2 separate regions of the Mus musculus genome follow, and region 2 is linked to region 1. Evidence: chromatin loops called from intact Hi-C (ENCODE). Cell type or tissue: heart. All regions are shown on one strand. Each heading gives the region's core, and the rest is flanking DNA. Links, peaks and the distances in the headings are about the cores only.

The links. Peaks named below come from ENCODE experiments on the same cell type or tissue, not always from the same donor. Only the 100,000 strongest peaks of a DNase experiment are listed, where the experiment ranks them.
Region 2: a loop joins it to region 1, with 2.2 times the contacts of the local background. A loop is called at or near these places in 4 of 42 quality-filtered maps.

Annotation. Positions count from the first base shown.
Region 1 is chr3:154,689,759-154,695,670 of GRCm38, forward strand. It overlaps a transcript of Erich3 not described here. Among named protein-coding and RNA genes, the nearest start is that of Erich3, 18 kb to the right of the region's middle. In heart, for the core only: no CTCF peak of the experiment used is centred there; a DNase peak (open chromatin) is centred at 2,693; H3K27ac peaks cover 525 bases; H3K27me3 peaks cover 175 bases.
Region 2 is chr3:154,751,625-154,757,536 of GRCm38, forward strand. It overlaps a transcript of Erich3 not described here. Among named protein-coding and RNA genes, the nearest start is that of Gm20389, 43 kb to the left of the region's middle. In heart, for the core only: no CTCF peak of the experiment used is centred there; a DNase peak (open chromatin) is centred at 2,997.

The DNA of each region.
Region 1 (5,912 bases), core at 278-5,277:
ACATTCTTCAACCGTTTCTTTTTTCATTAATTTGTTTACTTATTCACTCTCTTTACATCCTGATTGCATCTCTTTACATACTCCTCTCCTCCCAGTCCTACCCTCACAAACACCCCCATTAACCCAACCTCTTTTCCTCAAAGAAGGAGAACACCCCATAGGTAACTGCCCTGGTACTTCAAGCCACAGCAGGACTAGGTTCACCCTTGCCCACTGAGGCCAGACAAGGCAGCCCAGCTAGGGGAAAGGAATTCAAAGACAGGCAACAGTCAGAGACAGCTCCTGTTTCAATTGTCAGGGACCCACATGAAGACCAAGCTGCACATCTGCTACAAATGTGTAGTGGGCTTAGGTCTAGCCCCTGCACGCTCTTTGGTTGGCAGTGTAGTCTCTGTGAGCCCCAATGGACTCAGGTTAGTTGCCTCTGTAGGTCTTTTTACAGTGTCCTTGGCCCCTCTGGATCTCTCAATCCTATCCCCCACTCTTCCACAAGACTTCCCATGCTTTGCCTGATGTTTGGCTATGGGTCTCTGCATCTGTTTCCATCACCTACTGGGTAGAGCCTCTCAGAGGACAATTGTGCTAGGTTCCTGTCTGCAAGCAAAGCAGAGTATCTTTAATAGTGTCAGGGGTTGGCTCTCCCCTATGGGTTTGTTTTAAGTTTCCTGTTTGCATTTCTGTTCCTCTTCTCCATCTGTCTTTAGCTGGGCCTGTCTCACATCCTTCTTTCATCTTAATTGTTCCCTCTCACAATGACTTTTCTGTCTTCTGCTTTTCTCCTGATGCTCCTGTACTAACTGAGAGCCTTGGTCTTCTCTTCTCCCTCCATCCCTCAGTACCAGGCAGCTCAGTGTCCAGCATACTGTCCTTGTTACTTTACTTCCCAAAAGTTGTGGGAGTCAAGGGAGTTACTGTTTGTAATTCCTCATTATGTATTTCCATGGTGGTCTCATCCATCAGCTGTGGTGGTTATACTCCTGGAGTCTGGAGGGTGGAGATCATGCAATGGGCTGAGACATAACATGCTGTGATGCCCCAGTTCAGTAAGGAAGAGGAAGCTTTAACTCTACTACAAATCAGTACTGCTGAAACACTGTGGTAGCCTGCAGTAACAGCCAAAGTGTGCTAAAATCGGCACAGAAAACAGGGTGAAGTTGTCCTAAGCTCCTATAGGTGTGTTGGGGTTGGAGCTGCATAGCAGGCAGAGTTCACAGCATATTGAGGTGCATGCTAGGTGTGTCCATTCCTTATTGGTCTCAAGTGTTGTGACAGAACATTTGGCAAAAGCCCTGTGAAGGTCAGGGCTACTTTGAGTCACAGTTGAGCGTACAGTCCACTCTGGTAGATGGTGGTCACTTTGCACCCACATCTGGAAGCAGAGAGGTGAAAGCAGGTGCTCAACTTGCTTCCTACTTTATATAAGCCCACGCCTCCGTCATCTCATGGGACAGTGCCACTCAGATTTAAAACAGGATTTCTCACTTGAATGAACATAATCTAGAAGCTCTCTTTCAGACATGACCAGAGATTTGTTTTCCTAATGATCCTAGATTCCCACCCGGTTGATTTCAATATGAACAGGTACAGAAGAAAAGCCAATATGGCACTGAAGGGCATGAGAGAGTTGGTTGGGAAAAGGTTTGCATCTTGTTAGTGAACATGTACTTAGATTAGGAGCGCTGGAACCTTACATATGTTAAAGCCGTTCTAATGTAGCCTCACATGGAACTGAGGAAATGCTTTATTTGAAACTGGAGGTCAAATAATCTTTGTTGTGGAACAACACAGAGCACTGGCAGAGCACTTGATGGACCTGTGTCTAGGGCAGTGTTTGTGAAAGTGGAAGAACAGAGGCAGAGGAAGTCAGGTTACCTGCTCCAGTGACAGAGCCGATATTGGGGGAGGTGGACCAAGCAGCATCAGGAGTCTTAACAGTTATCTACCCCAACCTCTCCCAAAGGGATACAGGGTGAGGGGGCTGCGGGTGGGGAGTGGGTTGGGGAAAGACTGCTGTAGGCTGGAGAAATGAACTCCTCCTTGGGCTCCAGCAGGGATCATTGCCTTCAGAAGGAGCTCCCGGCCCTGACTGTCACCTTGTTTGGGAGGTTCCCATTTTAGAATTGGGAAGAGCTGGCGTGTTACTTGTTGCTCATCTCTCAGAACCCTTAACGCAATTTTAATTAATTAATGCGTTTGAACATGCAGGCATGCATGAGATCTTGGTCGCCAAGCTTGTGTGCAAGCACCTATAAGGACTGAGCCACAAAGACACTGGACTGGACAGTGTTGTTGGGTGAACTAGACTATGGTATTGGTAGAGATCAAACGTGAGTTCACATAGGCACATAAGGTCTGTACGTGCACATCTCTGGCTGGCTTGGGACTTTTGAATACAGTAGCGTCTCTGCACCCTCCCTTACAGAATGATCTAAAAATATCAGCAATCTCAATAAATGTTGGTGACTAATGACGGTGATTGTGCCTCTGCTTTGCTTCAGATTTCTATGGGACATACTGTTTGGGGCCAGATGGAGGAACTGTTCGGAACTGCTGAGTTTCGTTTCTATAGATCCCTGTTTATACATCCTGCCTGGTGGGTGGTGAGGGTTCCGGGATATGTGCTGAAAAGCCGCATCTGGGAAAGCAGGGCTCACAGTGACTCAGCACCAGGCTCTGAAGGAAGCGGCTGTGCGTGGAAGCTGGGAAGCAATCCAGCACAAACACAAACACAGCATGCTTTGTTTCCTCTCGGGCACTCTTCCAGTCCCTGAATTCAGAGAGCAGACCTTCTGCACCAGGAACCTGGGGTTACCCATCATTTAAAAAAAAGAAAGACAGAAAGCTAGACTGGTCTGGACAGTGATCAGTGATTGGTAGGTTTAGGTGAATGGCATGACCTTTTAATGGAGTGATTCAAATGGGGTCAGTGATGGACAGTGAGCAAGAGAGATCACAGGTCAGCAACAGTGACACTGAAGGTCAGCTATGACAACTGATACAGACAAAGGGAAGGAAGTAGTCTGGTCACCACACCCAGGTCACGTACCCTTTTCTCACCCATTGCCGAAAACAAAATCTGAAAATGTACGGTGAAAGTGGATGAAACAAAGCTCTGCTAACCTCTGTTTGTGGCCTGGTCAGTTGATCTCTTATAGCTGGGCTGATGTTGAGACCTTGTGTTGTCATGTACGGATGTCACTCTTCGGAACTACAAAACGGAATTTTACACACACACACACACACACACACACACACACACACGTATAATTTTGTGTTGGGCCACATGTGCTCAATAGAAGCAAAGGCTCATTAGAAACAACGGAGGGCTATGGGCCCACGCCAAACACACATAAAGAGTAAGACCACAGTCTTGGTTGTACAGACTGGGATCCTTTCTCTAGAAACCGAGTCTTGCTGAGCAGAACGAGGCTGACATTTTAAATTATCTATTGAAAAGTTGACCATTGAGCTAGGTGTGTACATCATTCACTAGATACAACTTCTTCTCAATTAATTAATTAGTCTGCATTTCTAGGCCAAATACAAACATATTCAGTCATTGTCTGAAAATGCAATCATGAATGCTGGGTGAGCCTGGAGGGTATGGTGTGTCTGCCAAGTTATCACAACTGGCTATGTGACACTGGAGAGTGGTTGTGGAAGGACTCCTTTTACAGGCAAAATCCCAACCAGGGACATACATTTTTCCCTAAATAGGAATGGATAGCAAATGGATGAGTATAAAAATGTCCAGCTTGCTCTCCTAAAGCCTCATTCAGACTGAGGGTGGGCCATCTAGCATCCTGCACACATAGCACACATACCCCTCCAGCCTCAGTGGGACTGGGGAGCATCCTGCACACATACTCCTCTGGCAGAAGCTGAGAAAACAGAGGAAGATTATAATTGGGTGGTACTAAAGGTGACTGGCCATTGGTATTAGAACCTGAATATTTAGCAAGGTATGAAGCCTGAATTAGAAGAAGGGCTGCTTTGTTCATCAATAGTGAGACTGAAGCTCTTGCCTCCACAACTTTTTAACTTCACTTTATTTAATCAGGGGTCTCAACCCTCCTCTCTATTACAAAAGTGTTGGTTTTTATTTTTTTAAACGTGGACCTGCAAGACAGACAGAAGACTGTATGTGAGCTTCCTGTAATGATTTATCGTAAGAACCTGTGAGCTGTGCAATCTGGATTGTTAGGACTAAGAGACACCTGCTCACCTTTTTGGAAATGAAGAGCTGAAAAGAGATTCTGAGATTCAGAAAGGGGAAGGGATATGAGGCTGATCTTTCAGAGACAGGAAACCTTTGATGAACTGTAGGACACCAAGACAGTTTGTTTAAAAGATGGCTTCAAAGCATTATCCGGGGCGGGTTTTGTGTGTGCCTCGGTGAGACTCTTGGGTTGTCTTTTTACATAAACCCAGGGAAAGAATGGTTTCTGCAGTTGTTCCTGTCTGTAGCCTTCATGTGGCACCTTGGCTTCTGGGCTTTGTAACAGATTTTCACTCTTTTTTTGTGGGCAAAATTAAACTTTCCTGACCATTTGGCAGCATGGAGCTTTTCTGAGATGGGTTGTTAAGGAGAAGAGAGACAGGAAAAGGTCACCAATTTAATCTCCCCATAATTAAGGTCTTGCAAACAGCTAAATAAAATTCCTGTTAACATTCTCTCCAGTCTATGAGTCCTTACTGTAGTGTCAGAAGAAGCTAAGAAGCAGCTGTTCAAGTGTTCAAATCCTTGCTGCATTTTATGCATTTTTTTTAAAGGACAGGACTGTGGTAAGGCTTGATGTATACATACATATGCTACACACCCAACCCATATATGTGTGTTCATATGTATATGTATATATGTATATATGCCTGCATGTACATACATGTAAGTATGTGCATACTTTTTAAGGTACATGATAAAATTAGGTTTAAAGAGCATAAGTAGTTTCCAGTTTTCAAGCATGAATTGTAGACTGAGCACAAGCATGTATTAAGGTACAGTATATAGCCAAGAATTCAGTTTGTCCTAAGGTGAGAGAGTCTTATTAAATAGATCAGGCTGTTCTCCAACTGAAATCCTCCTGCTTCTGTGTCTCGAGAGGAATATTGGGATCTTAGATATGTGTGTCACTACATCTGGCTTCCTTTAATTCTTAAAATGTCCTAAAAATCTAAGATATTCCATACATTAAAGTTTTGGTACTAGACACTGGTTTAATGAAGCTGTCTAGACGAATGTGAGTAAGTTGAGAAGTCAAAAATGTTAGGGCATAAGTTAGGACTTTCTGTCAATATGAAAAAAAAAAACCCCCACAGAAAATGGTATCTTTATTTCTTCAGGACATTTACAGTTTAAGATCCCAGCAGACAACATCAGGAGGAATGTTTAGAATCAAGGGGTGCACTTGGTCTTCAGAGCCAGAGGGGGACGAGGGCTAGTGAGGAATCCTACATTGTGGAATCAGAGATGTAACGTGGGGCTTCCTGATGTGGAGGGAGGGTCACATAGAAGCCAGGGCACACCAGGGCATGCTTTCTGAGGACGCACTTGAGTGTCAGCAGTTCCCAGCCCCCTGGCAGATGGAGGATGCCCTCCAAAGTGCTTCCTGCTGGCAGGAGAGAAGTGTGAGGTGTGAGGGTTCACAGGAGAAGCAGAGGAACGCTGAAGCAGCTGTTGCTTCCTTGTCACCCCCACTGCTAAGACTCTCTGACTTTTCACCCACATTTTAAGCGCTCATTTCTGGTTTTCTCTTTTGTATAACCCAAACCAAGAGGGTCCCCTGCCTCTCACTCTAAGACCTGAAATACATAGCCTCTCAGCTGACTGTTGTACCTGTCTTCAAATGCATCGTTGGCTGTCAGCTGTTAAATCTGTCTACAAATGCAAGGCAGCGTGCTCGCTTAGGCAGTGT
Region 2 (5,912 bases), core at 546-5,545, 62 kb after region 1:
CTGTACCATCTCTAAGTCTTTCTTCCCTCAGACTTTTTCTCCCCTAGCCATGCCTCATCTATCTCCTGCCCCTCTGCCTCTGTCTCATAAGTGCACATAGGTGCACAACAGACTCCTCCCATCAAGGCTCTTTACCATGTTTGCAATGCCAAGTGATACTCATAGACTTGGAAGATAAGGACATGGCTTTTTAAGAAGGCAAAACTACTCCATGTTCCAAATATTCGAAATAAATTAAGCATGCATGAATTACTTGACATGGGCAATAGGCAGCCAAAAGTAGAACTTAGAGTAAATAACTCATCCTATAAATACCACGTATCAAAATATATGACAGAAAGGGCCAAGTTATTTGAAATATTTGAAGCATAAGTTTTTACCTGTATTTATTTAAGTAGATAAGTTTTGAAAAATAAGGTTCTATAAAATGGATTGTAATATGCTGATGAAGAAAGTAACTGATGTTGAGCATATCAGTAGATGTTATTTCTCATGTTTTAGAAATGATAAGTATATTTGTTTATTATTTTCTCAATATAGTAGCAAATATTTTTACTTGATATCTCTAATTTCACAAATGTTTTGTTATCTTTTTATTAATATAGGCTTGTCACTAGATGGCAAGGGATAAGCTTTTATCTTTGTTAAGCTTTAAAGCATGAGCTAAGTTTAATTTTAATGTTTGCTTTTCATTAATTTTTGTATAATACACATGGAATAACATCTACAAATAAAGTTTACATATTTTTCATGCATTTTAAATGCAAAATTTCTTTCAATGTTCTGTCAGTTTTTAAATTTTCAAACTGACATTTTATAGTTAATTGTCATACTTTATAAATTTAGAAAGTACTTATAAAGCATGACCTACCTTATGTTTCAATGTGTGACCACAATCAGTCCTCCGTGGCCTTGAGTAGGCATTCTGGGGTTTCCTCAGAAGCTAACCACTTCCCTACTGTTGAATGCTTATATATGTTCCATTTCATTATTATAGATTTTAAATATTGACTATGATTAACATTACTTTAATGTTTGATTACCCAATTTATTTCAAATTCACAAATGTTTCCTTAGGATAGGTTATATGAAATTCCTGGATAAAAAGTTGCAGATTTTTCATGGGTCATTATAAACATTTTTTCTCACTTATAAACAATTGGCTCAAAGTTTAACTATCACAGGGAGGCGGGCAGGGTGAGAGTCAAAGCTTATTCTGCACAACTTCCCGTCGTTCTCATGTGTGTAGCTGTGGCTATCAAAACATTCATGATCCTAGAAAATTTACAGAGATATATTTACAGAGTGTGAACATAAAGTAATGGAAGAATAGTTTTCTGTTAGCTACAATATAAAATATAAAAGGCTTACAGAAGTATGTTCTGTGTGTGTGTGTGTGTGTGTGTGTGTGTGTTTTTGTTGCTGGGAACTGAACCTAGGGACTTGAGTTTGTGCTCCATCAATATCTGCAGCTTTATTTGTATTTTTATGTGTAGATTAAAAATAACTAAGGTAAGATTTGGTTTGTAATTATGTGTACAGGACACAACAGGCCTGAATGGAAAAACAAACCTCCTGAGCTGAGGTCTAAGTATAAAGTCTGAACGACTGTGGAAGCATTCAGGGTCTGTTCCAGTAAATCCCTCTGCCACTGTGCACCAAGCATATGCTTTCTGCCAAACACTGTTCCTGGTGTGAATATCATGAAGCCCATGACTATACAAAGGTTGAAATCAGGGAGGAAATATGTTTACCAAATGGAAAGTAAGCATGGTGGGTTATCAGGGGGCATAGACCTGATTATCTAGGGGATGCCTTTGAGGGCTGGCCTCTCTGCAGATAGAACATTTGAGCAGAGGTCATGATGCAGGGCAGAGGTCATGATGCAGGGCAGAGGTCATGATACAGGGCAGAGGTTATGATGCAGGGCAGAGGTCATGATGCAGGGTAGATGGCATGATGCAGGGCAGAGGGCAGCAACTCTATCACCTGCAGAAGATCTAAAGGTCAGCTAAGAGGCTGCCTGGGCTGGAGAGGTGCTGCTGGCACACGTTTGGAGAGGAAGCTGGTGTAATGGATTTGAGTGAAAGGGGAGGGGAGAGGGGGATGGACAGGGGAAGAGGGACACAGACAGAAGTGAGGTCAGAGAGGCAGACTTACAGAACACTGTGCAGTACTCATTCTGCCATGGGAAATATGTTCACTGGAAATTTAAGAGTGGACAGATGACATGATCAGAAAGTTTAAGAAGAATGACGCTCACCATAGTAGGGGGATAGAATTTGCCCTTGAACAGCTGTGGCCTCGAGTTTGTAATTAATTCTGGGTTCTGTGGGCCATACTTCAATGTCAAAGGTAACGCCAGAACACGTCCACCGTGGAGGCACATGATGTGAGGTGTGAGTTTTGTCGTGGTGAGCTTTTGAGACGATAAATGATTATCTATAAAGAATGATCAAGACACAAAGATACTCTCCAAGGTGACTGTGGGCTGAAACTGGACTTCAATATGTCTTCACTCTATTTCCATGAATTTTTGATGATTTAAGGGTTTTAGATCAAACCATTGGCATCATTTTCATCTGCTGTTGAGCATCTCAGTAGTCTCAGTAGGCTTTAAGGTGGGGACAGTTTATTTTGTTTCTCTAGCAGAGGATAAGGGGGGAATTGGAAACATCTAAGAAAAAGCAGAAAAATCTGGAGAATACCAGTGCAATCAGTGATATGAGCTCTTGTGCCTAGTGTTTCCCTCTCTCCATTGTGTTTGAAATCAGGAAGAACTGAATGTAAAAGACTGTACTTTGAAAGTTTCAAGTATTCTCTTGAGCCACAGGCATCTTCTCTATCCAGATTTTGCACCATCCACAGGATTTGTTAGACAAGAGCACTCGAGGAAAACACAAGGATCTCCCTGGAGGTCATTTCTCACAAGAAAGGGGAAGGGAACACCCAGAAACTGTAAGAACTCTTCCCAGATGTCAGCTTGCAGTGATGCTACAGCTTAGGGAAACGACACTCTCCTTCACAATGGCAGGAAGGGGAGTGAGGGCCTGACCAGGGCTGGAGCTCCCCTCTGGGGAGGTCAGCATACCAGCCAGATGGTAACTTCAGCCCTGACTCACTAGAAGACAGCCTCGCTGTTGACTTGGAGTGAGTCATAGTGGTGAGATGAATGCATAGCTTCTTAGACTAGTTTTTGTTTCAGTGGTTGCTATTTAACTATTGTTTCTTATTATTGTTATCATTACTACTAATTATATTGTTATTAGCCATACTTCTTCAACATTTTTAGTTAACATAACATTTTAATGATTTAATTACACATATAATGCACTTTTTTTCTGGTTCAACTATAACCTGTCCCCTCCTCCTCACTCCCTTCTTCTTGGTTCCCCTCCTCCCTCACAAACACCTCTCCTACATCATGCCTCTCCCATGACAGGATCTTTTCTGCCTTTTCTATCCCCCAAGACCTCTTACTTCCAATCCAAGCCACCACCCACTTTCTTATCTACAAACAAAAGTGAGTTTGCATCTAGAGCTTGAATGTGACAGAGAACATGTAGTATTTGTCCATTGGAGTTTGGCTTTTTTTTTCTGGTAAAAACAAACAAACAAACAAACAAACAAACAAACAACCCAAAAAACCAAACCCTCATTTCCTAGCAGATTTTGGTACTTAAGATAGACCCAGATGTCTGCTGCTACTGCAAAAATTCAGCCTTGTTCAGCAGTTGCTGAGTCAACCTCCATCCTGTGCCTTAGCATCATGGTGATGGCCCTCACTGAGTCAACTGAACTGTTACGCAAATCCCCACACCACTGCTTACTTAAGCCTTAAGTACACCATATTACGATGGCATCATATTAGAAAAATGATATGTGCGTTATGTATCCTCCATTTGTTAATGCCCTAAAGCTGACTTAGAAACACATCCAACTCTAATGGGGTTGTCACAAGTGAAAGAGGTCTCCAAACTGTAGTGTGGTATGTAAATATTTCAGCTTGTGTATTGGATGTATGAAGAAACCTAAGGCTGAAAGAAAAATGTAAACAATATATCTGAGCTATATGACATTCCTCTTTTTGTTTCCACATTTGTATTAAGATCAATAATCAATTCATCATTTCACCCACTGAGATCCACCATAGATACCACAGTATTTCTTCCCAAACCATTAGCTACCTCTCAGAAACTTATCTTAAACTAGTCAAGAGTTAGAGATGGTATAATAGCTCTTTTTTTTTCCTTCAAAGCATAGTCCTTGGATCATGATGTTAGAGGGTAGGGAAGAGGAAGAAAGAAAGGGGGGGCAGGCACAGAAGTAGAGGGCCAGACTGGAGATTGATCCAGAAAGCAGATCTCAGTCTCATATTATTGACTGAGTTAACCACAAGGTGATGTATCGTTATGGGTGTTAGGATGTTAGAGGCACAGGCCTTCAGATGGCCAGCAGTAAGGAAGACAGAATTGTCAGACAGTAAAACCAAATGTAATTGACTTTACATTTGGTAAACAATGCTGGCTTGGGTGTGGGTGACAAAATATGCAAAATGCTTACTATTGACCCTGTCCTGCAGCAGTAGATACTGCTATCAAGTCCACAGAAGCACTTGTTAGCACAGGGAAGCCCAGCATGCTCTGTATACAGTACTTCATTTAATCCCTCTGATACCTTTGATTCCATATCTCTTTTGACAGATAGGTAAGCCAAAGAAACAGCATGGAATTTGAACCTGGACCTCTGTGCCTTGGAGGTCTATGGTAATAATAAGCATCATAGAATAGAAATGCGTGTAGGAGTGTGTACTGTCACACTGATAGGAATTCCGTGGCAGCCTCTTATGGCTTCTGTTCATATTGGGTGAGCACTGGGGTCAAATCATTAAATCTACTAATGGATGAAATGCTCCGGGTGCGGTCAGCAGGAGTAGGGTTAGCCGTCTAAAGGAGCAGTAATGATTGGTGTCATCAAATAGAGAACACACATTTCTAAAAAGCAAAAGGCAACTCAGCTGCTTCTCCACTCACATCATGGCATGTGCACTTGGCAACTATCACTACATTGGCTGTTGTCTTATTTTAATGGAAGTATTTCTTTGCATGTGTCTCCTCCCTTCATGATTGACTATGGTGTGCTGTGTTTTCCTCTAAAAAAAAAAAAAGAATCATAGCTTGGAGTCTGTTTGATCTCTATTTTTAGAAACAAGTCACATTTTCATGTGAATCTGTTTAAATTTAAATTGATCCCACTTGCTTGAATGATGTGAAATGCTGGTGTTCCTATGGCCTCTCTTATGCTTTTTGATATTTTATGTGCTCTCCAATCAGTTGGACAGATAACAGGTGGAGCCCAGGAACCTGGTCACTGCTGCTCTAACACTGCTCCTGGACTTAGCCCCACAGATGACGGGGTGACACCCATGAGGAAACCGGAGGTCAACCTGGGCAGAGGTAAGGGCTGGCTGTTACCTAGTGACGATCCTTAGGAATTCTCTACAGATGCTGCCCTGTCTCTGTCTTTCATCTTCAAGTCCTTGTTTTGTCCATTTGCCCCTTTTAAATTAACTATAATTAATTTTATTCTCTTCTAATGGATATGGGATATGATGGCAGGAGTTGGCTCAGAGTCCTGAAGAGGAGTTTTGATACTGAAATTAGCTATAAATGCTGTGTTTTAAAAAATGCATTGATGCTTAAGATAAAAAACAAAAATAAAATTTCTGGTGTTAATTTTCAGATTAATCATATGCTATAGCCATATTCTCCATTAACTGACCAAACAGGTGAATATATCTTTGATAACAAGGTAATGGACATTAAGAGCTCCAGTAGATCATTCTTTACAAGGGTTCGTGTAAACTTTTCAGCCTTTTCAGAATTAGGGAAGAATTCAGTGCTGTCGATGTA